Regions from separate parts of the Homo sapiens genome. Here region 2 is linked to region 1. Evidence: read pairs that join two places in POLR2A ChIA-PET (ENCODE). Cell type or tissue: MCF 10A. All regions are shown on one strand. Each heading gives the region's core, and the rest is flanking DNA. Links, peaks and the distances in the headings are about the cores only.

What was found. Peaks named below come from ENCODE experiments on the same cell type or tissue, not always from the same donor. Only the 100,000 strongest peaks of a DNase experiment are listed, where the experiment ranks them.
Region 2: POLR2A ChIA-PET joins it to region 1 with 7 read pairs; 3 of 35 experiments call an interaction of 5 or more read pairs at or near these places.

The regions. Positions count from the first base shown.
Region 1 is chr3:98,975,887-98,979,827 of GRCh38, reverse strand. All of the region lies in intron 1 of LINC00973 (long intergenic non-protein coding RNA 973), which reads right to left. Among named protein-coding and RNA genes, the nearest start is that of LINC00973, 63 kb to the right of the region's middle. In MCF 10A, for the core only: no CTCF peak of the experiment used is centred there; a DNase peak (open chromatin) is centred at 2,057.
Region 2 is chr3:98,829,485-98,831,984 of GRCh38, reverse strand. All of the region lies in intron 3 of DCBLD2 (discoidin, CUB and LCCL domain containing 2), which reads left to right. Among named protein-coding and RNA genes, the nearest start is that of ST3GAL6, 67 kb to the right of the region's middle. In MCF 10A, for the core only: no CTCF peak of the experiment used is centred there; no DNase peak of the experiment used is centred there.

The sequences.
Region 1 (3,941 bases), core at 682-3,181:
ACAATGAACCAAACTCAAAATTTGGAAGACTGGAATAAGGAAATCTGCTAATATTGGTTACATTGTTTTATAACTTTATCCCATAGCATGTAAGGTGACAAATTTGTTTTGGCAGCATCCTTAGAATTCATGTGAACAATAGGTGTCAAGAAAGTATCATAATGAAATAGAGACAGAAATCACATATGGGTACTAATTATTTAAAAATCACTTAGAAGGTAAGTAAATCATCAAGATTTTCCTTTCTAGAGAAATGATCTAATAGAGGAAAAACATGTTTGTCTTTCCTCGGATGGTTTCCCACAATTTCAAAAGGATTGTTTTGCTTTTAACATATTTTCTCCCATGACATTCTTTGATCTTCAGATTAACTAAAATGTGTGAAGTCCCTGTTTGCTGAGAGCAAAAGAGAACTACAACTGTTCATAACCCTTCCCCTGCTCTCTTCAAGCTATGATAGGATTCAGAGCAAGGAAATATCTGCCAAGACTTGAAAATGCCATCTCTATGTTCTTGCATATGCTGTTCCAGAAGAGGCAGGCCCTTACTCTTCCTGACCTCTACAACCTTCCTTTACCCATAAATAGAATTACTGGATCCCCATTTGCAGACTCCACCTCTTATACCCCATCTCTAAGACCAATTCTGACATTTGGCAGAAAAGATGTAAATCACGTTGATTCTCTATTCTAGCATTCATCATCCTGTGACTCTCGCTCCTAGACAGGTCTTGAACTTGTATCCCAGTCTCTAACTGTGAGCAATTAAAGGACAGCAACTATATCTTATTTTATTTTATGCCCTAGAATCTAATATATTGGTGGCTTACACATAGACAAAAATGTTTGCTGATTGACTGACTGACTGACTGACTGACTGACTGGTGGAATGGAGCTTCTGCCCTGTTGGTAAAACCCAGTTGACACCTGTTTGGTAACTCAATCCCTGTTCTACTCTCTGTTTAAGTTCTTGCTTTGGTTACCTTCTTAGTAGTCTAGCCCGTCTGGGATGTAGGACCATGTCTTACACCTGGAAATGTACTTCACAGGATATGATTCCTTTCCCTGAGCTCCTACTGATAAATTTTTGACAATGGTAGAATTTACCTTGCTTTTTGAATCTCCACATATCATTTCTCCCCAGCTTCACCACAGCCCTGACATACTGACTTGCTGTAATACTGCTTCACTCTGGGTAGGTTGTGTTTGTTTAGGCTATCACATTGGCGAGTATAATACATACTACTAGATGACTTCTGCTAGTCTATTTTTCTGGTGGTACATGGATCACTTGTTTTTATAAAAAGTAATTCACATCTTACCGCAGACTTACTTCATTAATCTATAAAATCTGTTACTATCCAAATTATATCACGGTTCCATGAAGTAATCTGTCAATTGCCAAAAAAAAGAGAGATGAGATAGGTAAAATAAATAAACTTATTGACCCACAGAGAATAATTAAGTCATTTTGAAACTCCTCATTGTCCTTAACAAAATAGGATGTGTATATTTGTGTGTGTTTGTGTGTCTATGTGTGTGTGTATTTAGTTTTTGTTTAAGTTAAGCAACTCTCTCTGACCTCTGTTTTCTTTCTATTGAAACAATAGGTCTGTAAACACATTACTGCAGATTGAAAGTTTTCATCTTAAGCTCCTGCTTCATCTTATTTCTCAAAGAGTTGAACAACCTAACAAGCTGAAGCAAATCATACTCTGGAGAGCTACATTATTTTAATTCACTAATGATTCCATTTTAAGGCATCTGGAGACCCAAGAGTCTTGTACATGACAATTAAAACCTCACAACCAAGACAACACCCCAACCAAAAAAAAAAAAACCTATGCCAGATCATGGTCTAAAAAAACCCACAAAGACTTAGAAAAGACCCCTCAAATTTGGAAAAATCAGAGGAGTTTGTTGTCTTCACAAAATAATTGATGGCATTGTCATCAGTTTTTCAAAATTATTTCTGAGCCACTAAGCAATGAGTTGTTGAAGAGCATTTTCACTTTGTAAGAGGAAGGATGACTCATGGTTTCAAAGACAACTTGGTGCCAAGTTGAGGCAGGGTGGTGATCCCATTTTATCTACCTCAATGCACTTAAACCTTAAACCGATTGTTTAAAAAATACGCTTAATTTTTCACAAAGATTCACATTAGCAGAGGGATCATGAGGTCATGTTTGTCCATCTAACACCACATCCTGCCTCCAGTAATGGCTAGAGAATTCCTCAGAGGAAAGAGTGATGTTCATTTCATAATATTTCTTGTTAGCAATGAGATGAAACACTTAAGTGAAAGTATTTTCTTTTAATATTTCTTCACTACATGAGAAAATATAAGATACTAAATTTAATATTCAAGGACAAAAAAGATATTAGGTCAATTTTCTTCAGTCCAACTCCAAGATCTAGTTAGGTCATTAAATGTTAGAACTGAGAAATTTTAATAATGACTTTGATTTAAAGTTCAGAGGAAGTAAACTTTTAAGTTCATATGCAATTATGGTAGAATATAATTATATTCAAATCGATCTCCATAGCTGATTTCCATAGAAAGTCACAAGAAGAATCAGGGAGAAGGGATGTAAGACCCCCTGGCCGGGCGCGGTGGCTCACGCCTGTAATCGCAGCACTTTGGGAGGCCGAGGCGGGTGAATCACGAGTCAGGAGATCGAGACCATCCTGGCTAACACTGTGAAACCCCGTCTCTACTAAAAAATAAAAAAAATTAGCCAGGCGTGGTGGCAGGCGCCTGTAGTCCCAGCTAGTCGGGAGGCTGAGGCAGGAGAATGGGGTGAACCCGGGAGGCGGAGCTTGAAGTGAGCCGAGACCGCGCCACTGCACTCCAGCCTGGGTGACAGAGCGAGACTCCGTCTCAAAAAAAAAAAAAAAAAAAAATGCCAACGTATAAAACCCCAAGTCAAACCACACACTTGACTCTCTCAAGTCACCCACTTAGTCCTCTTCCAAGTGTATTTTACTTCCTTTCATTCCTGCTCTAAAGCTTTTAAATAAATATTCACTCCTGCTCTAAGAAAATCATAAGAGGAGAAAAGTGAGTCCTATGAACTGAATATCTGTGTCCCCCACCAAAACTCATGTTGAACCCCTACCCCTCAATGTGATAATATTTGGAGGTGAGGCCTTTGGAAGGTAATTAGGTTTAGATGAGGTCTTGAAGGTGAGGCCCACATGATGAGATTATTTTCCTTATAAGAAGAGAGAGGGACAAGAGCTCACTCTATCTCTGCCATGTGAGGACACAGAAAGAAAGCAACTATCTGCATGCTAGGAAGTGGTCCTCACCAGAAGCCAACTACTTGGGCACCCTGATCTCGGACATCCAGCCTCCAGAACTGTGAGAAATTGTTCTTGTTTAAGCCAATAGTCTATGGTATTTTGTTATGGCAGCCCAGGCTGACTAAAACAACGGGTATAATTCAGTACTCAATTGACTACTTATAATTACCATAAGCCTTCCTTCTGGAGTAGATCAGATCTTTTTCTCAGAGGTGGGGAGGGGAAAAAGCCCATTTTGTTTTTTGTCTGTGAGTGCAAAGTGTCCAACGCTGGACTGAGTTTAGGGAAATATTCCAAAGCACTTAGTTTGGCTGCTTGTGACCCACAATGCACAGGAACTAAACAACCACAATCTATAATGCTTTGCCTCTGCACAGATTTTCCAACAGTATTGTATTATTATATATTGTTAAATACTTCGTATTAGTCATTCAGAGCAGCAGAATTTTTTTTTTTAAGTTCTGGAGTACACGTGCAGGATGTGCAAGTTTGCTACATAGGTAAACGTGTGCCATGGTGGTTTGCTGCACCTATCAACCCATCACTTAGGTATTAAGCCCAAGATGCATTAGCTATTTTTCCTAATGCACCCCTTCCCCTGATTCCACCCTCCCAACAGGCCCCAGTGTGTGCTAT
Region 2 (2,500 bases), core at 1-2,500, 150 kb after region 1:
GGACCTAAACTCAACACTGGACCAAATGTATCTAATAGACCTCTACAGAACTGTCCATCCAAAGACAATAGAAAATACATTCTTCTGATTGCCACATGACACATACTCTAAAAATGACCACATAATCGGACATAAAGCAATCAGCAGATGCAAAAGAACCAAAACCATACCAGACACACTCTCAGACCACAGTGCAATAAAAATAGAAATCAAAACTAAAAAAAATGGCTCAAAACCATGCAATTACATGGAAATGCTCCAGAATAACTTTGGAGTAAATAATGAAATTAAGGCAAAAATCAAGAAGTTCTTTGAAACTAAATGAGAACAAAGATACAACATTCCAGAATCTCCGGGATGCAGCTAAGGCATTGTTACAAGAGAAATTTATAGCACTAAATGCCCACATCAAAAAGTTAGATCTCAAATTAACCTAACATCACAACTAAAAGAACTAGAAAAGTAAGAGCAAACCAACCTTAAAGCTAGCAGAATATGTATAATCAAAATCAGAGCTCAACCTGAAGGACAGTGAGACGCAGAAAAACATTCAAAAGGTCAACAAATCAAGGAGTTGGTTTTTTGAAAAAAATTAATGATAGGCCACTAGCTAGATTAATAAAGAAGAGAGAAGGGCCAAGAGCGGTAGCTCATGCCTGAAATCCCAGCACTTTGGAGGCCAAGGTGGGTGGATCACTTGAGGTCAGGAGTTGGTAATGAGCCTGGCTGACATGATGAAACCTCGTCTCTACTAAAAATACCAAAAAAAAAAAAAAAATTAGCTCAGCATGGTGGCATGTGCCTGTAATCCCAGCTACCCGGGAGGCGGAGGTTGCAGTGAGCCAAGATCACACCACTGCACTGCACTCCAGCCTGGGCAACAGAGCAAGACTCCATCTCAAAAAAAAAAAAAAATTACTAGCATTTCTGTACACCAAAAACAGTCAAGCCAAGAGCCTAATCAAGAACACAATCCCATTCACAATTGCCACAAAAAGAATAAAATACCTAGGAATGCAGCTAACTGGGGAGGTGAATGATCTCTACAACAGGAATTACAAAACACAGCTCAAAGAAATCAGAGATGACACAAACAAGTGGAAAAACATGCCATGCTCATGAATTGGAGGAGTCATTATCATAAAAATGGCCATTCTGTCCAAAGTGATTTACAGATTCAATGAAATTGTTATCAAACTTCCAATGACATTCTTCACAGAACTAGAAAAAACTACTTTAGAATTCATATGGAAACAAAAAGGAGCCCAAATAGCCAAGGCAATCTTAAACAAAAAGAAAAAAGCTGCAGGAGTCATATTACCTGACTTCAAACTGTACTGCAGGGCTACAGTAACCAAAACAGCATGGTACTGGTACAGAAATAGGTGCGTAGACCAATAGAACAGAGTAGAGAGCACAGAAATAAGGCCACATATCTGCAACCACCTGATCTTCGACAAAGCTAACAAAAATAAACAATGTAGAAAGGACTGCCTATTTAATAAATGGTGCTGGGATAACTGGCTAGCCATATGCAGAAGATTGAAGCTGGACCCCTTCCTTATATCATATCCAAAAATCAACTCAAGATAGATTAAACACTTAAATGTAAATCTCAAAACTATAAAAACCCTGGAAGACAATGTAGGCAATAGCATTCTGTCATAGGAACTGTCAAAGATTTCATGATGAAGACACCAAAAACAATCACAGCAAAAGCAAACATTGACAAATAGGATCTAATTAAAATTAAGAGCTTCTGTACAGCAAAAGAAACTATCAACAGAGTAAACAGACAACCTACAGAATGGGGAGAAAATATTTGCAAAGTGTGGATCTGGCAAAGGTCTGATATCCAACATCAATAAGGAACTTAAACAAGTTTACAAGAAAAAAGAAACATTAAAAAGCAGGTAAAGAACATGAGCAGACACTTTTCCAAAGAAGACACATATGTGGCCAATAAGCATAAGAAAAAAAGCTCAATATCATCGATCTTTAGAGAAATACAAATCAAAACCATAATGAGATACCATCTCATACCAGTCAGAATGGCTATTATTAAAAAGTAAAAAAATAACATGCTAATGAGGTTATGGAGAAAAGGGAACACTTAAACGCTGTTGGTGGGAGTGTAAGTTCAACCATTGTGGAAACCAGTGGTGATTGCTCAGAGTGCTAAAAGCAGGGCCACCATTTGACCTAGTAACCCCATTACTGGGTATATACCCAGAGGAATATAAATTGCACTCATATTGTTCATTGCAGCAGTATTTACAATAGCAAAGACATGGAGTCAACCTAAATGTCCATTAATGGTAGACTGGATAAAGAAAATGTGGTACATATACACTATGGAATACTATGCAGTCATAAAAAAGAATGAGATTATGCCCTTTGCAGGGACATGGATGGAACTGGAGGCCATTAACCTCACAGGAAGAGAAAACCAAATACCACATGTTCTTACTTTTAAGTGGCAGTTAAATGTAGCACATGG